Regions from separate parts of the Mus musculus genome. Here regions 2 and 3 are each linked to region 1. Evidence: chromatin loops called from intact Hi-C (ENCODE). Cell type or tissue: left cerebral cortex. All regions are shown on one strand.

Evidence for each region. Hi-C counts contacts between places; a loop is a spot of excess contacts. Peaks named below come from ENCODE experiments on the same cell type or tissue, not always from the same donor. Only the 100,000 strongest peaks of a DNase experiment are listed, where the experiment ranks them.
Region 2: a loop joins it to region 1, with 2.7 times the contacts of the local background. A loop is called at or near these places in 8 of 42 quality-filtered maps.
Region 3: it touches region 1 in a loop (2.4-fold over the local background); 11 of 42 quality-filtered maps call a loop at or near these places.

Annotation. Positions count from the first base shown.
Region 1 is chr15:100,034,485-100,042,484 of GRCm38, forward strand. It overlaps Dip2b (disco interacting protein 2 homolog B), which reads left to right and starts at 4,180. Exons shown (of 38, transcript NM_001159361.2): 1 at 4,180-4,425. The coding sequence starts at 4,326. In left cerebral cortex, CTCF peaks have their summits at 1,992 (motif pointing right) and 4,072; DNase peaks (open chromatin) are centred at 4,116, 4,774, 5,020, 5,946 and 4 more places; H3K4me3 peaks cover 3,577 bases; H3K27ac peaks cover 3,547 bases.
Region 2 is chr15:100,224,386-100,232,385 of GRCm38, forward strand. It overlaps Atf1 (activating transcription factor 1), which reads left to right and starts at 3,474. Exons shown (of 7, transcript NM_007497.3): 1 at 3,474-3,697. In left cerebral cortex, CTCF peaks have their summits at 3,539, 4,422 (motif pointing right), 4,627 and 6,481; DNase peaks (open chromatin) are centred at 1,690, 3,334 and 4,031; H3K4me3 peaks cover 2,259 bases; H3K27ac peaks cover 1,980 bases.
Region 3 is chr15:100,317,348-100,325,347 of GRCm38, forward strand. It overlaps a transcript of Mettl7a1 not described here. Among named protein-coding and RNA genes, the nearest start is that of Mettl7a3, 14 kb to the right of the region's middle. In left cerebral cortex, CTCF peaks have their summits at 3,982 (motif pointing left) and 6,004 (motif pointing right); DNase peaks (open chromatin) are centred at 6,163 and 7,185; H3K27ac peaks cover 620 bases.

The DNA of each region.
Region 1 (8,000 bases):
TCTGGCAAGTGATCCCATCCAAAGGTTTGTACAATCTGGCTGAACTGACTGACACACCTTTAACTTCACTGGCTGGAATACAGGCACACCCTTACTACACCCCTTTTTATCTCAAGAGACAGAGGCAAGCAGATCTCTGATTTCAAGGACAGCTTGGTATAGAGCAAGTTTCAGGTAAAAAGCAGTTTAGGTCCAGGCATGATGGTTCAGTCAGTCAGTGGGGAGTCAGGGCACTGGAGTTGAGTACGTTTCTGAGCTCACACAGTTCAGTGCAGGACAGGAGAGGCAGTTGAAGGCAGAGAATGAGAAGCAGCCAGCTGGGTAGTGGATATGTGCATATTCAGCCTCTTTAGGGGTTAGGAGGAAAGCAGATCTGTTGGGGAGGAAAGAGTGTCCCCTGAGCGCTTCTGATCATCTATTGCTGGGTAGCTGACCACCCTGTGTCCTGTGAGAAAGCAACGGGATTTAAGCATGTCACAGGAATTGGGGCAGAGCATGGCAGGGAGGGCTGCACATAGCCTGGGCCTCAGAACACTTTCAGATCTGGGCTGGAGTCAGGTGAAGTCTTCAGCCTGGGGAAGGACCTGGGTTTAGTTAGAGTTGCTACACAAAACACCTCACGTGACCTGCCCTGTGGCTTGGACTTCTCCTATGTGGCTTGTGATAGGAGGTAGAGTAAGGAGTGTGTGTGTGTGTGTGTGTGTGTGTGTGTGTGTGTGTGTAGGGTTCAGAGAGCTGTAGGAGAGATTCCTTGGAGGTCTATTTGAGAGCAAGCTTGGCTACTAGGACTGACTCCCGAGTACATCATACCAGGTCACTACTGCCATATCTTATTGGTCAAAGCAGTCATGTGCTCCTTCAGATCCAGGGACTTACTATGTAGTTCAGATGGGCCTCAAGCTCACTGGGCTCCTCCTGCCTCAGTTCCCCTTGAGGTAACATTCCCACCGTGCAGTCCTTGGATCTCATTTTGTTTCTTTTTGAAGATTTGTTTTTTTTTACTTATAGATCTGTTTGTGTCTGTATGTGCATACCACACATGGATGATCTTGGAGGCAGAGGACAACACCAGAGATCCCTTAGAGTTTGAGCTGCAGGTGCCTGCAGTGGGTGCTAGTCCTTTAGAGGAGCAGCAAGCAATATTAATTAATGATTTTTAAAAAAAGGGTTCTTTATTTTAAGTATATGAGTACACTGTAGCTATCTTCAGACACACCAGAAGGGGTGTCAGATCTCATTACTGGGGATTAATCTCTCTAGCCCCTTCCTTTCTTTAAGGATTTATATATTCATTTTTATATGTGTGAGTGTTTTGCCTTCATATGTGGTCCCTCAGAGGCCAGAAGAGGGCCTTAGAGCTCTTAGAACCGGATTGTGGAGGGTTGTGAGAAACCGTGTGGTTGCTAGAAACTACACCTGAGTCCTCTGGAAGTCAAAAGATGCTCTTAATCATTGAGCTAGCCCATTTCTTTCTTTCTTTTTTTTTTTTTTAAGATTTATTTATTTATTATATGTAGGTACACTGTAGCTGTCTTCAGACACTCCAGAAGAGGGAGTCAGATCTCCTTACAGATGGTTGTGAGCCACCATGTGGTTGCTGGGATTTGAACTCCGGACCTTCGGAAGAGCAGTCAGGTGCTCTTACCCACTGAGCCATCTCACCAGCCCGAGCTAGCTCATTTCTTAACAGTGGTTTTTAAATATATATATATATTTATTTATTTAATGTGTGTACACGTGTGTGTGTGTGTGCGTGTGTGTGTGGAGGTCAGAAGTTCATTTTTGGGTGTCAGTCTTTTCTTTCTACCATGTGGATTCCAGGCACTGAACACAGGCTGTCCGTCAGACTAGAAACCCACTGAGCCATCTTGCTGTTTGGATCTCATTTCTTGATGGAAGGTGTCATGAATTAATAGTCTTTTTTTCATTAGTATTTTTAAAGATGTATTTATTTTATTTATATGCATGCACTGTAGCTGTCTTCAGACACACCACAAGAGGGCATAGGATCCTATTACAGATGGTTGTGAGCCACCATGTGGTTGCTGGGGATTGAACTCAGGACCTCTGGAAGAACAGCCAGTGCTCTTAACTGCGGAGCCATCTCTCCAGCCCCCAAATCATTAAGTAGTCTTAAACTAAACCGAGATGAGACAACTCCAGAGTAAGAGTACTTCCTCAAGGCCTCACTACAGATTCCTGCAAGTTCTTCTCTGATTTCCACATGGGCATTCTCTCTCTCTCTCTCTCTCTCACACACACACACACACACACCCATACACTAAATAAATTCATACATAAATAATACTAGGTGCAATTGAACAAATTGGTGGATCTTGGGGCTTCCGGAATGTCATGGAGTCAAGAACTTTACATGGGATTACATCCGTAGCACTCATTAGCTCAGTTCAGAGGTAATCTCAACGTCTTGCCCCTAAGCAGCTTTGAGCTCACGCTTCTTTCCCTCCCTCCCTCCTTCTTTCCTTTATGGTGGCTTTGAGATAACATCTCTCTATGAGTCCTGGCCCGCCTAGAACTCGAGACAGAGCAGACTGATTTTGAATTTAGCTCCTCAGTTTATGTAATGTTGGGGATTGACTCCTGGGCTCCCTGCTTCTAACATCCCCAGCTTCCATTTTGGAGCACCTTGGAAAGAAAGAGACACTAGGATCCCCTCAGGCTGTGTGTGCCACCCCCCCCCCCCCCATGCACACAGTGGGGAAAAAAATCATAAATCAGTTGTCTCCCTGTGACAAAATTTCAATACTAAACACAAAAGTTACAATGTAAAATAAAGATCTTAATAGTTTTTGGTAAGAATACAGGAATGTAAAATTTGAAATGTAAATAAAGAAAATAATAATAATAAAAGAGGGGAAAAAGAATACAGGGATTTTTTTTTTTTGGCCTTCCTTATATATACTAAACTAGAATGAGTACTTTTGGACTACATATAGGTTACATACTGAGGTGGCTAAAAAAAAAAAAAAAAAAGCTATCCCCAACTCCCCATCAAGCTAGGGCACGTCTTTGATTCCAACACTCAGCAAGGAGGCAGATGAAAGTGGATCTTTGTCCTTTGTCGGTTGAGTAGAGAGTTCCAGGTCAGGCAAGACTGCATAAAGAGATGTCTTTCTTTCTTTCTTTCTTTCTTCTTCTTCTTCTTCTTCTTCTTCTTCTTCTTCTTCTTCTTCTTCTTCTTCTTCTTCTTCTTCTTCTTCTTCTTCTTCCTCCTCCTCCTCCTCCTCCTCCTCCTCCTCTTCTTCCCCTTCCCCTTCCTCTTCCCCTTCCTCTTCCTCTTCCTCTTCCTCTCCTCCCCCTCCCCTCTCCGTTCCTCGCTCCTCCAGACAGGGTCTTAACTGTGTAGCCCTGGCTGAATAGGAATTCACTATGTAGACCAGGCTGGCCTCAAACTCAGAGATTAGCCTGCTTCTGCCTCTTGTGTGCTGGGATAAAAGGCGTGCACCATTATACCGAATGCGGTGTATGTAGCCGTGTGTGTAGAGGTCTGCAGAGGTCCTCAAGCTGGCATTAGACGCCCAGTGCTGAGAACTGAGCTTAGGCCTTCTGCAGAAGCAGCCAGCGATTGTAACAATGAAACCATGTCCCCAACCCCTATTCCCACAGAAGTTCTTTTTATAAGTCTTTAGGAGTCAAGGCAAGATGAAGCAAGTTCGACTGTGATCTTTTTTCTTGTGTTTTGAGACAGGTCTCATGTAGCCCAGGCTGGCTCTCACTGAGGAGAGAATGACCTTGAACTTCAGATCCTCCGGTTTCCACCTCCTGAGTGCTGGGATTACAAGAAGCACCGAAAAAGAAATCAAAGAGTTGTTGGCAGGCATAATCCAGAATCTGGGGTAGATGAAGGATGTGGCCTGTAGGCAGGTCCATCAGGGAAAATGGGGGAAAAGACATGACAGATGCATGCTCTCCCGAGTGAGAGGGACTGGAAGAAGTAAGGGCAACGTCCCGGAGTCCTCTTGCTTGAGAGTTTGTGGAAGGTAGGCGTCATATGCAGCAGGTGCCGCATCTTCCCAAGGAGAGCAGAGCAGGCGACGGCAGCCTGCGCTCTCCAAGATCCGCGGTAGAGGGCGCTGTAGCCACGCCCGTCCTGCGTCTCCGGGGCGGGACGAGCTCCAGGCCGGGGGGCGGGGCCGCACGCTCACGTGACCCTCGCTCATGGCGGCGGCGGCGGCGGCGGCAGCGGCAGCGCCGGCGGCTCTCGGCGGCTGGAGCCGGATCCTGTAGCCGGGGTGTGGGCCCGCGTCAGTCCGTCCCTCCTTCGGCCCCCTCTCGTCTTCCGGAGTGTGGCTGGCGCAGCCGCGATGGCGGAGCGAGGCCTGGAGCCGTCGCCGGCCGCGGTGGCCGCGCTGCCCCCCGAGGTGCGGGCGCAGCTGGCTGAGCTGGAGCTGGAGCTGTCTGAGGGTAGGCGAGCGCGCGGCGGGCCGGGCGAGCGGGCGAGCGGGCGGCGGCCTGTGGGCGGCTGGGCTGGCGGGGCTCGCCGCTCCCCACCCGCGAAGCGCGGCTGGGCTTTCATTGTTGTCCCTGGGGGGCCCCGCAGGACCCGGGGACGGGTCAGCTGGAGACAAAGCTGCGCCCTCCGGCTGACACCTTGCCCCTCTGCTGCCTTGCTCCCGAAGGGCCGCTCGCCTGTCCCCTCGCTCCGGCTTCAGAACGAGGCGCAGGGGGACGCCGCAGCTGCACGTCTTCCTGCTTCTCTAACAATGCGAGGTGCCTCACCAGTGACAGGCGTGAGAAAGGAGCGGGGGAGCCATTGAGGGTCCGAGGGAGGTCGGAAGCGGTGGCGCTAACCCAGAGACCCCCCGATCCGCTGCCTCTAGACCGCCTCTGTCCTTGGGAGCAGCAGGCTTTTCTTGCCACCTGCATTCAGTCTAGGTTTTCCTATCTGGTCACCTTTTGGAGTCTTTGTAGAGGTGGCTACCGGGTACATGCAAATCCTGGCCGGCACCCTCTTTCTTTTGACAATGGATTGGTACAGGGAGGGTTGGGTTTGTGTAGATAATTTCAAACATGGACTAAATCTGGGCTCTGTTACAAGAGAAGTGCCTTGGATAACAATGAGGACCTCAATGCCGGCTGTGGGCATGTGGTCAGGCGAATGTGCTGTGGAGATCAGCTTCTCTGTAAAGTTCCTGTTTTTATCGCAGGCGGCCTCTGAACAAAAGCAGCATTTTCTCCGCGCTTGGTTTCCGTACACTTCGCTGATGTCTCCAGAGTTGCATATTGTTGAATTCCTTGCCAAAGACCCTCCCCAGTATTTTTCAAGTTCACTAAAAACTGTTGATTGGAAAAGAGTAAGGAATGTGATCAAGTTCCCAGGAGCGTTCTAGTTCCGACTTTTTGTTAACTTGTCACGACACTGGGCTTTTTCAAACCTTTTTGAGAATCACTTATAGTGAAAAGCCAGAAGTGCGTTTGAGTGTCACAGATCTTACTCGATTGAAGGAAATAATTAATTTTAATAACCCTTTAAGGCTTTCCCAATGTGTAGGGTGGTGATCTTTTCACCTGCATGCAATTATCAACATATTACTTTTCAATTAATCAGTGGGGAAGCGTTTAGGAAGATAGGAAACCTTTGGGTTGCTTGCCCGGTGATACCTTTGGTTACAATATTTACCAGATTTAAAAAAAAAAAAACATTTGAAGTAGTTTATTAAAATATATTTCCCTTAAGGTTTTGTTTTTTTCTTGTCATCTTCTTGTGAAAGTGTTGCCACCGAGTGTGACGAATTCCATTCAGATCTTTTAAAACAGTTCTGTATTTACTTTCAGTAACAAATCAGCTATAGCTTTCATTAGCCAGAATGGGAGGTTTCCCTGGATGTTTGCATGAGGGGGAGATTAAAAATAGGACCTGATTGCTTTCACCGGGAAAGGGAAATCCTGGGTGCTCCCCTTGGTATGGATCTGCTCCACACGATTATTGTTTACAGCTCTTGGTGTTTCTAGACATCTTTGGAAGGCTCTTTCTAGGTTCCACTACTGACTAGCTCACCCTACTCCCTGAAAAGGTGTGAAAGTCTTAGAAACTGGGAATGCCAGGGTTTAAATGTTTTGTTTTTTTTTAAGGACCAGTGAATTGGTTATTCTTCCACGCAGGATACTTTGATTGGCACACGACTTAGTTTAAATTTCTCTCTTAAGGATTTGTACTGCATTGTCCTGCATCTTATGTCTTTGCACTCTAGAAGAAAATAGCAGTTGAGGAACCTTGAGCCTGCAGTGTCAGCGTATTGGCCATCTGTCTGTCCTGCTTCAAGTACACAGATGGTTGGTTAGAGATGTAGGAAGATGCTATCCAGAGTTCAAGTTATAAAAATAAATCAGGGATCCCCAGATCTGTGGTAGTGTTTGTGACATCTGCAGCATATTTTGAACTAATCTCGTTCCCTTTTTTTTTTAATGTTTTCTTCATAATTACTGTTCTGACAGAAAAACTTTGCCTCGCCCCCTCCCCCACTCAAGCCTTTGTCCCGACTTGCTGACGTTGGTGAGTTCCTTCTTTCCGTTGCTGGTTTTTGTAGGTTCAGGCTCTACTCGGTTCTAAAGATAGGGAGAGTCTGAGCAAAGGACTGTTAGAGCATTTTCTTTGTGCGTGTGTTCTGCTGCAGGCTTTGGTCACAGATCAGCCGCTCTGCTGAGATGCAGGTCCCTGCCTCCTCTGGGTTGTTTGCCGCAGAGCACGGTGCAGAGCCCTGTGTGGTGGGTCTGCTGGTACAGGCTGCTCACCGTGGACCTCTTCTGCCCTGACAGCCTGGAACTGTCTGGGGAACCATTTAGAAAATGAACTTACACGTTAATTTCTTGATAGATGAGTTGGATAGGGTTCTTATCTTAGTCTCTGTTTATTTTCTCAGGAGCTTCACGTGCCATCTGCCACCCCACAGTGTAGTGGGGCTCATTGAGAATTGTTTCCTTTAATCTGTCCTTTAATCACCTGTGTGGTGCTTTCATGACGTCATCCGAGTGTCACTAAGCTACTTGCTGATGTTAAAGCAGATGCACTCAGTGCCCCTGGCCCTCTAGTTTAGCAGAGGGAGGACTTGGACTCAGAAAGGTTAAGTGTTCCTTCATTTACAACTGCATCTCTGGTGAGAGCCATTATCTCAAGCTGTGATGTGATTATGGGATCTGATGGCTTAAATAGCCGAGTTGTGATTGCACAATAGTTTTTTCTTCCTCTAAGGAAGTGCTCCATTCAGTGTTTATGCCACAGTTCTGCACCGTCCTGATGGTTCCCAAAGCTGTGGTCCCTGCGTGCTGATTGGCTCCTGTATGTTGCGTCTTTCTGTGCGGAGGATACAGAGGTGAGCAGGAGCCAGCTTTCAAGGAGCTCTGAGCCTGCCAGAGGACATCTCTTAAAAATGTCAACAAAACGTCACAGGAGACCATGACAGAGCCATGTTCAGGGGCTGCCTTCTAAGAAAAGAGGAAGCAGCATGCTTTGCCACTGTGAGAGCTGTAAATACCAGGTTGTGTGGTTAGTAGCAAAGGCTGTGATTTGGGTGGTCCAGGGCTCACTGTGAGGGAAGAAGGCTGTTAGGCACCGCTTGCACTGCAGGTTGGAGGGTGAGCAAGTCTTTCCGTGTCTTAGTACAGCCCAGAGAGGGCAACTGGAAAGGTATTTAAGATAAAACAACAGTTACCGGAAGGGAGCCTCCCTTTCTTGTTTGAACACTTCTCTGGGCATGAACAGCCGCTCACTCGGCTCTGTCACTACATGTTTCGTTCCCTGTCTCTCAGGCCCTGGAAGCGGCAGAGTCCACCTTGAAGGTGGAGGCATAGACAGGACCTTCTTAGGAGCTGAAGGAGAGCGGAGAAGGAGAGGGAGGTGCTGGGTAGATCATATTTTAATCTCAGAAATGGGCAGGTCAGCTTTGTTTCGGTTTACCTGCAGTGAGACCGTGGTCACTTCCTCCAGAGACCTCACTCATGAAAGTGTAGGCTAAGAATGTACCCCAGAGCTACAGTTGAAA
Region 2 (8,000 bases), 190 kb after region 1:
AACGCACCAGTCATCTGTGAACATGGCTTTTGTTAACCGAACTGCCCCTCACATCCATTGGATGCTCCAGCGCCTGGGTGGCTTTTCAGGTAAGCAACTGAGTGAGGTAGCAGCCACAGAGCTGAGAGCTTTTCACAACCGGGAGACCCCGGAGAATGACAGACCAGAGGACTGGAGGAAGTACTACGTGCTGCCACAAGCCACAGCTGTCCGACAAGAGTGAGCTGAAAAATCAGCTCCTGGGAGGGGCAGAGCTGCTCCCACTGAAGAAAGAACCACTCTCCATCAGAGAGGGACCAGTGTGCCTATTGAGGGGAAAGGCTGCTGGGAGCATGAGTGCCAAGATGAGTATCCTAAGAAAACATCAAAGAGATGGTCCAAAGGTTCTGGAATTAGAAGATGACTGAGGGTGTCGGGGCTTAACACCCTCCATGAACCCTGGGCAACCCTAAAGGTGGAGGGGAAGCCTGCAGACTGTCTGGTGAACATGGGTGCAAGGATGCAAGGGGCAACAAGCACCAAGCCCTACCACTGACTACCTGAAGAAAGGTGGACTTGGGAGTGCAATGGGTAACTCACGTGTTTATGGTCATTCCTGGTTGCCCATATCCCCTGCTGGGAAGAGACCTCCTCACCAAGATGGAAACCCACTATTTTGGTCTAGAGGGAGTGGAAGTGCTGGATAAGAATGGCCCCATCCATGCTCTGACCTTGGCCCAAGAATAGGAACACAAACTGTTCCCTCAGCCAGCCTATCTCCAAGCCCGTTACTTCAGAGGTTCCTAGCCGAAGTCCCCAAAGTCTGGGCCGAAACAATTCAATGGGACTCACCTGACATTGAGCTCTGGTTCTAGTTCAATTAAAAGTTGGGACTAGGGGCTGGAGAGATAGCTCAGTCATTAAGAGCACTGGCTGCTCTTCCAGAGGTCGTTGAGTTCAATTCCCAGCAATCACATGGTGGCTCACAACCATCTGTAATGGGATCTGATGCCCTCTTCTGGTGTGTCTGAAGACAGCTACAGTGTACTCATATAAGTAAAATAAGTCTTTAAAAAATAAAAATTATCAGGCAACATCCAATACCCAGAGATGCCAGGCCCCTCGCTTTAATCAGCTCTGGGAGGTAGGGATTCTGAGTCCTTGCCAATCAGCATGGCACACTCCCCTCCTTTCGGTCAAGAAGTCCTATTCCAATGACTGCCAGCGTGTGCAGGATGTAAGGGAGGTAAATAAACAGTGGAAGATACCCATCCTACAGTTCCAGACTCATCCGTCCTGCTGAGCTGATGTCCAGACCCTCTAGCCTTTACCCCCAAGTGCTGGACCTTCAGGTGAGTGCCACCACACACAATCCAGGGATCCTCTCAGATAGTTCTTCATCCTTCTCTTTATTTTTAAATGATCAGCAGGGGCTGGGAGATGTCTCCAGGTTAAAGGATGAGAACGCTTCTCTTGCAGAGGTCTCATGTTAGGTTTCCGGCATGTATCAGACAGCTCACAGCTGAATGAAATGAGGACATGACCGTTCTGAGGCATATGGTTGAGGAGAAGGCTTTGAGTGTAGATGTGGGAGAGAGTACAGCCAGAGGCATGGGAAGAGGCCAGGGCAGGGAGACAAATAACAGACTGACCAGAGCTTTGACAGGGGGCAGAGCAAGAAAAAGGAAGAGAAAGTTGGAAGAGGCAAAGAGCCAAGAGAGATGGCCAAACTGGCAGGATTTTTGGAACTCAGAAGCTGGGGGAAGAGAACTGAAGGCCCTCAGCCTGGGTTTAGGGTAGGGGGTTGGTGTGTGCTAGAGAAGAGCAGATTGTGAGCCTGGCTACCAGCCTGTGCTTTGGCATGCTAACAGACACCACAGTTAGCCATTTGTCCTGGGTTTCTTTGGGACCTGACAGCAACCATTTGTAATTCTAACTCCAGAGGATCCAACGCTCATTTCTGGATTCTGAAGAAACCTGTGCGCATACCATTCCCCATCTGAGACACACAGACACACAAAATTTACAATAATATATTTAAAAAGCAAACACTTGAAAGAAAGGATGAATGTATAGAAGTGTTTGGAGGGGGGAAAGAGCTGGAGAGATGGCTCAGTGGTTAAGAGCACTGACTGCTCTTCCAGAGGTCCTGAGTTCAATTCCCAGCAACCACATGATGGCTCTGTAATGGGATATGATGCTCTCTTCTGGTGTGTCTGAAGACAGCTACATAAAAAATAAATATAGGCCGGGCGTGGTGGCACACGCCTTTAATGCCAGCACTTGGGAGGCAGAGGCAGGCGGATTTCTGAGTTGAAGGCCAGCCTGGTCTACAAAGTGAGTTCCAGGACAGCCAGGGCTATACAGAGAAACCCTGTCTTGAAAAACCAAATATATATTTATATGTGTGTACACACACACACACACACACACACACACACATATATATATCTTTAAAAGAAAAAATAAAGGTTTGGAGGGAGGAAAAGAGAGAAATGATAATATAATCTCAAAAAAAGGACCCCTTTTAAAAACACTATGGGTGATGGAATGACTGCTGCTGGCCTGTTGTTCAGGCCAGGCTGGTATCTGCAAGCTTTCCCCCGACCTTACTTTGTAGGTCACTTTCCATAATGTTGAGACTCTGACTTAGTGTTGTACTTTCCATAGTTTTTTAAGACAGGCTTTCTTTGTATAGCCTTGCCGGGCCTGGAACTTTCTATGAAGATAAGAGATAGCACTGTGCCTGCCAACCCAAAGTGCTGGGGTCAGAGGCACAGCTGACCACGCCTGGCAATTTCCATAAATTTGATAGCGACTCCAGAGAGGTTGGGTAACTAGCCTAATCAGTCAAAACCCGAGTACTTCTATTTAAAGGTAGTCATCGGCCTTAGCTTTATTGGGCAATATTTGCTGAATCACGGTGCCTGGAGTCTAATAAGCCCTTCTAAACGCTTCAGTTTTACATCACATCGTATGTTCTGAAGGCTCAAAACCAAAGTCTTCACTCACCCAGTTATTAGGAGGGAAGGTGTCAAATACAACTTCTCAAAACATTTGATAATGCACTTTGTAGAGGGCATGCTAAAAACAAGCAAGCGAGCGAGCAAACCGCTATGATGCCCTAGCAGAACCTTGCCAAGGCTGAGATAAAGGCATCTGTATGAAGGTCAACTCCCCACAAGGACATGCTAAGTCCTTTCCGAAGCACTAAGATGGCAGCGCAAGGTTTTACAGTTACTTAAACAGAGCAGGTAGCCGAGGGTCAGCTGTCCCGCCCGCGAGAGAGGGAGGTCAGGACCCCGCGCCATTGCCCCAAGATCCCCGGAGCTCCCCCAGCGTCCCCGTGGCGGCCCGCGCGCTCCCGAGCTCGCCAAGATGGCGGCGCTCACGTGACCACGCGGTGACGCAGCACGCCGGCGCGCAGGCCACGCCCCTCCCCACGCTCCCGCGCACTCCTCGGCCGCCCCCCCCCCCCCCCCCAGCCCCGGCCCCCGGCCTGTGCGGATCATGCCGCCTGCGACGCCCCTCGCGGCCGGGAAACGGTAGCCGCGACGGTTGGCTCTCGAGTTACGCTCTCCTCCCGCACCCCGCCGACCCCTGGGACGCGCGCCACCTCGCTGCGGTGCGCGGCTGGCAAGTGAGGAGTAAAGTCGGCGCCGCCTGGGACGGGGGAGTGGAGCTTCCTGCCCCGGGCAGCGGCCAGGCGGCCCCGCGGGTGAGTGGGGCGCGGCGGAGCGCGAGGCGGCCCGGGCGGGAAGGCGGCGCCGGCGGGGACGCAATGGCGGCCACGCGCCGGCCGGGGGTCGCGCGCGGCTCGGCGGGCGGTGGGGGAGGGGCGCGGTGGGGGTGGGGCCGGCCGCGCGCTTCCGGTCGCGCGCGTCCCGAGCGCCCGGGCGTTAGGCTCCCCTCGCCTCCGCGGGGCGCGTTGGGAGAGGCGCCCCGGGCCTCCCGCGCTCCTTGGCTCGGCCCGCGCCGCATGGAGGCGGGAAGAAAAGCCGAGCGGCGGCCTCCGGCAGGCTGCAGACGCCGCGGCCTTGGGCTCCCGCCTCCATGACTGGGAAAACCGAGGCAACCCGCCCTGTGGCGGGGCACGGCGTTCCTCTCCTTCCGGGAGTCTCGCCGCTGGCCGCCTAAGTTATGATAGAAACTTAAAAGAGTCTCGGTAGCCGCCTTTTCTTTTTGAGACGGGATTTGTTGCGAAGAGTTCATGGTGCAGGACTTCCAGACGCGGTCGCCGGGTCCGGTTTATTATAGCGTTTTTAGTTTTGCCTGAGACAGGGCTTACCAAACTGGCCTTAAATAAATTTATATATACATACACACACACATACATACATACATACATACATACATAGTCCAGGTTGGCTTCGAACACGGCTTATGTTAGGATTTTTTGTTTGTTTTTTTGTTTTTCTTATATGAGTACACTGTAGCTGTCTTCAGACACTCCAGAAGAGGGAGTCAGATCTCATTACAGATGGTTGTGAGCCACCATGTGGTTGCTGGGAATTGAACTCAGACCTCTGGAAGAGCAGTCAGTGCTCTTAACTGTTGAGCCATTTCTCCAGACCTTCAACATCTTTTTCAAGGAAGGAAGCTAAGACGCCTTTTCCTCACTCACCAGCTGAGAAGTCTCTGTACTTGATATTTATTGATATTTACTGTTCACTCGTGACAGTCTGCTGGTCACTGAGCACACTTTACTGCAGACAGGCACTGCCTTTAGAGAGCTTAAAGCTGGGAGAAACAGGCAGGCTAGTAAACATAGCTGTTAAGTAATTCAGAGATAACGAGCCAGGCAAGACAAATGTATTAAAATAGGACCTGATCCAGGCGTAGTGGCACAAGCCTTTAACCCCAGCTCAGGCGGCAGAGGCTCTAAAGACCAAACCAACCTCCTACCCCTCACCCAGGAAGGAAAGAAAACCACAGGACTTGGTACAGTAAGGAATGGCAGTAAGAGGTATTGCTGGGCCAGGAATGGTGGTGGACACAGCCTAGCTTCTGGGTTTTTGCATCCTAATGTGAGATCTGAAGTAAATACAGTTTCTTTAGGTCTCATCACCACAAAAACAAATCTCTTCTCTTGATATTTCACGTAGAAAGTCGCTTTCTTTGTAGGATTTATTAAAAGCACCTTGCCTTGGGCTAGGGATGTAGCCTGCTCTGTAGAGGACCTGGGTGTGTTGGCAGGTTCTGCTTAATTGAGGCAAGCGGGGATGTCTGGAGAGTCAAGTTCAAGAAAGGTCACCCTCTGCTATGTATCAGGTTTTGAGGCCAATCTGGGCTATAGAAGACCCTGTCCTAGGAGGGCAGTGCCTTGCCTTGTGTGTGACAGCCATCCATAGCCTGCGGACTTCTCCGTTTCCAGCATCTTGTTGGTGATGCATTTGGACTGCATTTCATTGCCTTCCTGATTCTGCCCAACTGTGCATCATATTATGATAGCTGCTACTTGGAACTTAATTGTTTTTATAGAAAATGTACTCAGATAGTGTATTTTGTTTAAAAAGGTGTCATTTTGAAAAGCAGACTTTAGGGCTGGCAAGATGCTCAGTGGGTAAGAGTACTGACTGCTCTTCCAAAGGTCCTGAGTTCAGGTTCTGGTGGCCATATGGTGGCTCACAACCATTCTTGATGACATCTGATGCCCTCATCTGGTGTGTCTGAAGACAGCTACAGTGTACTTAATTTGTAATAATAATTAAAATCTTTAAAAAAAAGAAAAGCAGACTTCAGTCAAGCATGGTAGGACATACCTATGGCCTTTTTCTTAGCACTCAGGAGGCAGAGGCAGCCTGGGCTTTAAAATCCTGTCTAAAAAACAAAACAAAAACCTCAGCCAGATTTAAAATTTTAGGAATGGGGAGACTGGCTGCTCTTCAGAAGAAGACCTGGGTTCAAGTCGCAGCATTCTCATGGCAGCTCACAACTGCCTGTAACTAGCTCCTGGGTAATCCTGTACCCCTACACCCTACACACATGCAGGCAAAACACCCATGCTTATAAAATAAGTTTGTTTGTTTTTAAGTGTATTTGCAGTTGATAATTCAGTAAAACAGAACAGGTACAGTTTGTTGCTTATAGTGAGAAAAAGGTGTTTGTTTGTTTGTTTGTTTGATTGAATTGGGGGGGGGTGGTGTTTGTTTCTGTTTTTTCAAAACGGTTTCTCTGTGTAGCCCTGGCTGGCCTGGAACTCAGAAATCCGACTGCCTCTGCCTCCTGAGTGCTGGGATTAAAGGTGTGTTCCACCACGCCCGGCTAAAAAAGTATTTTATGTGTATGGATGTTTTGCCTTCAAATGTGCCTGTGTGCTATGTGTTCCTCTGGAAGCCAGTAGATCCCCTGGAGTTGTATATGGTTTTGAGCCACTTTATAGGTGCTGGGAAGTCAAACCCAAGTCCTCTCAAAGAGCAGCCAGTGTTCTCAACCCACTAAGCCATCTCTCTAGCTTATGATTAAGAATTCTTAACTTGTCCAGCAGGGGTGGCACATGCCTTTAATCCCAGCACTACGGAGGCAAGAGGCAGGTGGATCCTTTGAGTTCAAACCCAGCCTGGTCTACAGAGTGAATTCCAGGAACAGCCAGGGCTATGCAGAGAAACCCTGTTTCCAAAAACAAAAAAAATCTCAACTTTTTGCTTCCTGACATGTTTTCAGTGTTGGAGAAAAAGGGCTAATGTCATTAGTCAGTGGGGAGAAAGCCAAAGCCACCTTGTTCTTATTAGAAAGCTTACTATGAAAACAGAAAAAAACAGCAAGTGCTGGTAAGGATGGGAGGAACTGCGGCTAGAATTTTTTTTTTTTTTTTTTTTTTTTGGTTTTTTGAGACAGGGTTTTTCTGTAGTATAGCCCTGGCTGTCCTGGAACTCACTTTGTAGACCAGGCTGGCCTCGAACTCAGAAATCCTCTTGCCTCTGCCTCCCGAGTTGCAGCTAGAATTCTTATGTTCTGCTAGGACAGTAAACCCGGCTGGATGCCATTAAAATTAGTACTTCAGATGGACAACAGAATAACTGATGATTTAGCAGCTCTCTAGGCTACACATACAAAGAAAATGGAAAGCAAGCTCTTTTTTTCTTTGTTCTTTCAAGACAGGGTCTTGAGTGTAGCCAGCCCTAGCTATCCTGGGACTTCTGTAAACCAGGCTACCTATAAACTTGTAAGACAGCAGTTCTCAACCTTCACAGGGGTCCAGAATTAGATAGCCTGCATGGTCAGATATTTACAATTTATAACAGCAAAATTATTATGAAGTAACAAAAAAAATAGTTTTATGGTTGGGGTCACATGAGGTATGTGTTAAAGGGCTGCAGCATTAGGAAGGTTGAGAACCACACTCACCTAGAGATGAACCTTTGCCACTAGGCCTGGCAAAAGCAGGTCTTTACGAGATAATCGTTATCCATGTTTATGGCTCAACTATTCACAGCAGTCGGGAGACTGAAGCAACCCAACTATTTGTCAGTAGATGGGGGTAAACAATGGAAGTACATTCCAGGGAGTGTTGTTCAGACTTCAAACCATGGAAACCCTGACAGGAGCTATGGTTGAATTGGGCTTTTTTTTGTTTGTTTGTTTTGTTTTGTTTTTTGTTTTTCGAGACAGGGTTTCTCTGTATACTCTTGGCTGTCCTGGAACTCACTTTGTAGACCAGGCTGGCCTTGAACTCAGAAATCCACCTGCCTCTGCCTCCCAAGTGCTGGGATTAAAGGCGTGCGCCACCACGCCCGGCTGAATTGGGCTCTTGTGCCAAATGAAGTTAGGCAGCCACAGAAGGACTCGCTCACCTTGTGGGAGTGTCTAGTCACAGGAGTTAGTAGTAGAAACAGGAGTTGCTGGTGCTCCTGGAGGAAAAAGACAGTTACTATCGGACGTAGAAAAGTCTAGAGGTTGGTTGTTCAGCTGTCAATATAGTCAACACAACGGAACTGTACTTTGAAAAATGGTAAGATAAGCCAGGCTGGTGACTCATTTCTTTAATTCCAGCACTGGGGAGGAAGGAGCTGGTGGACCTC
Region 3 (8,000 bases), 280 kb after region 1:
CTTACTGTGCAGAGTGAGTGTGCACATGCATACACACTCATGAGTGTGCATGCGTGTGCACGAATGCACACACACACACCTAGATTTTTTTTCTTGGGGTGCTGTGGTTGAACCTGGGCCTAGTGCATGAAGCAAGCACTTTTTTTTTTCATAGCTGAGGACTGAACCCAGGGCCTTTCACTTGCTAGCCATGTACTCTACCACTGAGCTAAATCCCCAACACCGCCCCCCCCCCTCCGCCCTGCCACCCCTGCCCAACCCTGAGAGGCAAGCGCTCTTGACTGATCTATAGCCCTGGCTTATTTTTTCTTTAACTGATACTTAATATTGAGTACCTACTATGTTTTCTGCTCTTGAATAAGCTATGAAGAAGTCTCTTCAGTCATCACTGAAGAAAATGCATAGATGCCAGAACATGTGATCCTACCTACCTTGGGGAAGAGCAGGGGCTGTTTTGAGCTGAATTCAAAGAATGAATGGTGAGGATTTCAGCTGCATGGAGCAGTTTGGGTGGCAGTTGCATGAAAGGAAGAAATTAATGTTCAAGAACTGAAGGCCAGCCAGACAAGATGGCTCAATGGTAAAGGTGCTTGCTGCCTGATGACCTGGGATCCACACAGTGGAAGGAGAGAGCCAACTCACAAAGTTGTCCTCTGACCTCTCTCTACACATGCATCATAGCAGGTACATGCCCACACAAATAAATGAGCAAGTAAAAGCACTGGGTATATGGCACCACATATAAACCTGGCACTCAGAGGTAGTATGGCCAGCCAGGGTAACATAGTAAAGCCCTGCCTCAAAACAGCCTGAGTGAAGGGCAGGTTCTGTGTTCACAGCCACTTCCACTGGTCTCTTAAGACAAGGGGTGAGAGCCGCACAAGTATTTCGATGGATTACCTCCCACTCCTACCCCTGTAAACATTCTAACGTTTCACATTTATTCCCAGGTTCTCTGATGTTCTGTGTCCTCAGTGTTGATAGAGAAGCAAACATTGCATAATATTTCCGTTTGTGCTCTTGGACCCAGAACAAGCCCTCCCTCTCTTGGTGTTGCTTTGAGAAGTGCAGTACTTAGCTGAAATTAAATTCCTAGTAGTCACTTAAGGGCACTAACTGAGTCTCCACATGCCAATACCAACAAAAGCAAGAGAAGGCTATTCACTTAATCCCAGCATTTAAAACCAACCCAGGCTGCAGTAAAGAATCACAGGAATTCCTTAATGAACTGTTGAGCCAACAGCTCCACCCTGGCCAGAGAACAGGCAGAGGTCCTGGTGACCAAGAGCAAAGGACCAAGACTGGCCCCTGAGCCTGACTCTTCAACCCCGCTTAAAAATAATAACAACAGTGACTAAGCAACATAGTGTGTTTCTTCTAAAGAAAAGTGTTTGAGAAGTTGGAGGCTTATCCTGGAATTTGTGTATAAACTACAAAAGTCACTGGTCAAAATGTATCACTCCTAAAAGTGTAACAAACAACAAAGGCCAGCTCACTAGGCAGCATGGTCCTAAAATGTTAGAACTCAAGAGTCAGAGGGAGAAAAGATGGCTGGTCTGAGATCAGTTCAGGCTACAGTAGGCAGTTTAAAGCTAGGCTGGGATATAGAGCAAGACAACCTAAAAGCATCATTTTAGGAGAGTCTTCTGTCAAGTTGTGCCTTCCCAGTCCTTAAGCCGTTCATGGCCCTGATGTCTGCCTTCTTCGTGGACAGACCCTTTCACCCCACGCCTCTCTCAGCTGATAATACAGGTTTCCACATTCAAGTGCCTGTAGGCTAGGCATGCTGCCACAGGAAGTATTCAGGAAGCACAGGCAGGAGAATGGAAACTTTGAGGCTAGCCTAGGGTACAGATACCTTCTCTGTCACTTTCTTAATGCCACACAGTGACTTTGACAATTTCAGGATTTCTCTATCCCTAACCCAAAGGCAGACTCATCTCTGACTAATGAAAGAAATGATTGTTTGCAAGGATTTCCAAGGCTATCCCAGCTTCCAACTTTCCTAGGCCATCCCAGCTTTCCCACGTAACCTCTCAAGAGCCTCGGCTAACTGATACTGCTCCCCCCCACCCCCCATTTCACTGTGAACAGTCCCCTGGGACTTATCTCTGCTACTCTGTCCCTTTAGCCTTTATTTTTCGGTCAAATTGGAAGCAACCACATATCACAGCAAGGTCAGAAGATGGTGCCAGCCCCCCTGGAACTGAAGTTCCAGGTCGTGAGACTGGACAGGGATGCTGGGGAAACAAACCTGGTTCCTCTGGAAGAACAGCTAACGTTCGTTCATAGCCACTAAGTCATCTCTCCAGTCCCATTCCTTAAATCCTGTCAGCCTGCTGGGTGGTGGTGGCTCACGCCTTTAATCCCAGTACTGGGGAGGCAGAGGCAGGCGAATCTCTGTGAGTTCAAGACCAAGCTGGTCTACAGAGTGAGTTCCAGGACAGCCAGGACTACACAGAGAAGACTAGTCTCAAAAAACAAACAAACAAAAAAAAAACAAAACAAAAAAACAAAAAAACAAAAAAAAAACCAAAAAACAAAAAACAAAAACAGACAACAAAACCAACAAAACAAAATCATGTTAGTCTGTTGGAAGATGGACCTGGGGTCACTGAGCCTCTTTTTCTGTTGTCCAATCTGTCTATGTAGTAAAATCGTTCTCTGCCTTTACCACCATTGTCTTTAACTGGTTCAACTTGGGGCTTGTGAACTCCTGGACCCAGGCCTTTTGCCCTATGTCCTCCAGTAACAACCCAACTAACACAGCATGACAAAAGTTCAGCCAACAGACACCTTGCAGGAGCAGGGGTGGGGGGTGGGGGCAAAGGCAGGTGCAGGACCCCAGCAACACCTGGTGCAGGACAGCAGACCAACCAGCAGCTTCATCATGTCAGCAAACCTCCACAGTAACTTGTATTATTTGCTGGTGGAAACAGGAAAGCTGCCAGGAGTCCCTGCAAACTGTCAAGTGAAATAGAACATGGCGCATCGCTTGCTCTTTGTGGCTGGAGAGAGGAAATGGCAGACACAGAAAGACAGATGACCCGCAATATGCGTGCATCTGCTCCTGAGCCTGAGACTCCTGAATCAGCAGTAGGAACCCGGGCTCCCAGGAAGGCAGTGTGCACCTCTGCAGCCCGCTCCCTGCATCTAACCTGCAGGGAACCCCTCAGAGAGCTTGGGCTTCCGGGAGAGCATGGCTGTAGGGGAGGCCTCTTCTAAAAAGTCTTTATGAAAGGAATTGAGGAAAACAAAACTATCAGGTGACATGGGGCAGGAGTTAGAGAAGCCAAGTGATTATGTAAAGCTTTGCTTGGGAGTTTAAATAAGATGACCTCATTTTAACAATTGCTGTTCAGTGTTGGGCAATAGACTCTTAGGGATTTATGGTTTGTTTTGACAGAGTTTCTCCATGTAGCCCTGGCTGTCCTGAAACTTGCTTTGTAGATCAGGCTGACCTCAAACTCACAGATATCTGCTTGTCTCTGACTCCCAAGTGCTGGGATTAAAGGCATACGTTACCACCTCTTGACAGCTGACGTTCAGTTTTTATTAAGATCTGGAATCTAAGGTTAGCATGAAGAACCAACTCAGTGAGCAAGTGACTGCCCACCCAGACACCAGGCTCTGACCCAGCCAGTCCCTGTTGCTGGACAAACACTCTGAGGGCTCTCTAAGCAGGGAACTAGGTAACTCTCTTGGTAACTAGATAACTCTCCTCTAGGTTACTAGGATTCACCTTACAGATCCCGTTGGCAGATCCTGTTGGTTGATCGCCTGCCAGATCATGTGCCCACCTCCAGGGTCTTCCTATACATCAGTTCCAGGAACAGATTCATTTAATTATTTACTTCTTGGTATTTTTCAAGATAGGCTCTCGCTGGCCTGAAACCCACTGCTTTTATTTTATTGTGCACTGTGGCCACATGCAGGCCAGAGGACAGCTCTCCAGGCTGGTTCTCTCCTGCCACCTTGTGGGACCTGGGGTTGGAACTCAGCCCAGTCAGGTTTAAACACAAGCACCTCCATCAGCTGAGCCATCGCCAAGGCTCTTACTTAACAGTTACTCTTGGCTGATCCTACACCCACAATTACAAAGACACGTGCTCATCCATCACGGAAATGATGTTCAGCTGGGCACCTCAGCATTTAGAGCCGTCTGCTGACTGATTCTTCAATGCTTTCCCCGGCTTTAGGGAGTAGCAGGGGGAGGGGGGCAAGCTCTGAACCCAAATCCAACTTCTATCTCTTACTATTATTTTGTATCTATCATCCAACTATCTATCTATCTATCTATCTATCTATCTATCTATCTATCTATCTATCTATCTATCTATCTATCCATCCATCCATCCATCCATCCATCCATCCATCTATCTATCTATCTATCATCTATCTATCATCTATCTATCTATCTATTTATCTATCTATCTATCTATCTATCTATCTATCTATCTATCTATCTATCATCTATCTATCCATCCATCTATCTATCTATCTATCTATCTATCTATCTATCTATATCTTCAAGACAGAGTTTATGTGTGCGGTTGTCCTGGAACTCACTCTGTAGACCAGGCTGGCCTTGAAATCAGGTATCTACCTGCCTCTTTCTGCCTTGAGTGCTGTGATTAAAAGTGTGCATTACCACAACAGTGTGTGTGTGTATACACTCTGTTGTGGTAATACACGCACACCCACCCACCCACACACACATACAAATACATACATATACATATATATATATGTGTGTATACATATATATATATGTATATGTATGTAAATATAATTTTTTTGAGGCAGCGTCTCTCACTGAACTTGGAGCTCACTGGTTCAGCTAGCTGGACTGATCAGCGGGTTGTCTTCAGTCCACAGCACTGGGACTGCATCATGGGTCACCACACCCACCTCCTGCTGCAGGATGGGTCTCCACGCCTGGCTCCTGCTAGTACTTTATTCACTCATGGAAAGGGAACTGGGCACGTGAAAAGCTGTGGGAGAAAAGGGAGACAGAGCCAGGAGTGCTTCGTAAACTCTAGACCTCTCAGTGCTGAGCTCTGAGGCAGTTCAGCAGGCTCACCTGCCCGAAGCGCCACTCCTTCAGCACGCATGAGAAAACAGGGTGAAACTGGTCCTCCTACCAGAAAATGTTTTTCTTCTGTAAATGTAGCAAACATGAGAGTTATACATCACATTTTCCAAAGGGTCAGGTGTTTATTCTAGCATTGTGGTTTCTTCTTGAAATGCTTTCTACTTTTCACTGGAATATAGCAAATGTGAATATATATGTAGCAGTGTAGCATTTGACCCGTGGAGACAATACTGAATATTAGCACATCTTAAATACATGTTCTATATGCATGAGTGTTTTGCCTGCATGTTTGTACACCACATGGGTCCTTGGTGCCTGTCTGTGGAGGTCAAAAGGGTGCATGCGATCCCCGGAACTGAAATACGGATGATGGTAAGCCTGCATTTGGTGAACCCAGGTCCTCTGCTGGAGTAACAAGTTCTCCTAACCACTGAGCCGTCTCCAGCCCCAGGGACTGACTCTCGGGAAGCCCAGGTGCTGGAGCTCCGTCTGCCTGAGCGGTTTATGTGGGAGGAAATGCTGGATACAGCAGATTACTAACAAACCGGTAAAATGCCAGGCATTGTCACACACCTTCAAAGCCAGTACTTTGGAGGCAGAGGCAGGGGGATTTCTGTGAGTTGGGAATACAACTGGTTTACATATTGAGTTTCAAGACAGCCAGGGCTATATAGTGAGACCCTGTCTCAAAATAGATAAGTAAATAAATAAGTAAATAAAGGGATTAATAAATACATTGGCAAACTGTCAGTCCACATTTTTTTCTCTCACCTTTATTTTCTTCTTTTCATATTCTTAGGAAGATTTAGAGTATTCTAAACTCCTGGGGAAAATTTTTTTTTCCTTCTCGCTCCGGCCCAAAGATTGATTTATTTATTATATGTAAGTACACTGTAGCTGTCTTCAGATACACCAGAAGAGGGCATCAGATCTCATTACAGATAGATGGTTGTGAGCCACCATGTGGTTGCTGGGATTTGAACTCAGGACCTCTGGAAGAGCAGTCAATTGTCTTAACAGCTGATCCATTTCTCCAGCCTCTCTGGGAAACTTTTTTAAAAAGACAAACATTTGCCATCTGTTCACACATGGATGACAAGTGTGCAGGAATATGTAAAAATAGCACTAAAATGGTAAAAACTGGGTCTATTTCTTAACTTTTATGGAGAGAACACAGATAACCTTGAGAATCTAAGAAAGAAAAATGTAGGTCTTCTCTTTTAAAGCAACAGGAATAACTAAGTGGCCCGAGAGATGGCCCAGTGGTTAAGATCACTGTCTGTTCTTCCAGAGGGTCTGGGTCAGTTCCCAGCTCCCACATGACAGCTCACAACAATCTGCAATCTGTAACCCCAGTTCCAGGGGCTCGGACACCCTCTTTTGGTGTATCAGTCACTGCATGAGAAACATCCATATAACAACAACAACAACAACAACAACAACAACAACAACACTGTTCCTGCAGGTAGAAAAGTTTCTTCATGGCACAGTGCTTGTCTGATGTGTGAGAAGCCTAACATCAACACACATTTCAAGAGAAAACACATGCCAAGCTTTTGTGTAAGCACTGTGTCAACACCTCCCAATGCCATATATAAAACATTAAACTTAGAAGTCCCAGGGCTCCCAAAGGCCTCTTAGTCCTTGACCTTTTCCACTAAACCTGTTCTCAACTTAAAAACAACTTTCTCCACCCACCAGCCGACCGTCTCCACCCACCAGCCTGTTGTCTCCACCTAGCAGTCGGCTGTCTCCACCCACCAGCCGGCTGTCTCCACCCACCAGCCGGCTGTCTCCACCCACCAGCCGGCTGTGTCCACCCACCAGCCGACCGTCTCCACCCACCAGCCTGCTGTCTCCACCCACCAGCCTGCTGTCTCCACCCACCAGCCTGCTGTCTCCACCCACCAGCTGGCTGTCTCCACCCACCAGCCGGCTGTCTCCACCCACCAGCCAGCTCACTCCAACCACCATCCTGCTATTTCTATCCCCACCCACCAGTCTTGGAGAACTCACCCATGCTAGCTCCTCTCTTTCCAAGGGCATAGGTATGTGAATCCACTCACTGTCATTCTCACCATCCTGTCGTCCTGGCCTGTTGCCATTCACATCCACCGATTTTAACAGGGCCTTTTTATTTTTTACGCCATCTGCATCGTTTGCAGTTTTTATCTGGTAACACAGCTTCTGCCACTGTTGCTCAAGCTGAAAAATGTCATCTTAGATCACCTCTCCTCACTTCCCCTCCACACCAGAGTCCCTCTATTGCTTCTGGACCCATTGCTCTACCTGTGCTGACTGGCCTCCAGCTTGACCCTTCACACCTATATTCTACTACATCCTGACATCCTTCTGTGGTGACTCATGCAAAGCTTCCTGGGCAGTGGTGGCATCTGCCTTTAATCCTAGCACTCAGGAGGCAGACAGAGATGGATCTCTGAGTTAGAGGCCAGCCTGGTCTACAGAGCGAGTTCCAGGACAGCCAGAGCTACAACAGAGAAACCCTGTGTCTTAGTCAGGGTTTCTATTCCCGCACAAACATCATGATCAAGAAGCAAGTTGAGGGGAGGGGAGGAAGGGTTTCAGCTTACACTTCCATACTGCTGTTCATCACCAAGGAAGCCAGGACTGGAACTCGAGCAGGTCAAAAAGCAGGAGCTGATGCAGAGGCCATGGAGGGATGTTCTTTACTGGCTTGCTTCCCCTGGCTTGCTCATCTTGCTCTCTTATAGAACCCAAGACTACCAGCCCAGAGATGGTCCCACCCACAAGGGGCCCTTGATCACTAATTGAGAAAATGCCCCACAGCTGGATCTCATGGAGGCATTTCCTCAACTGAAGCTCCTTTCTCTGTGATAACTCCAGCCTGTGTCAAGTTGACACAAAACCAGCCAGTACACCCTGT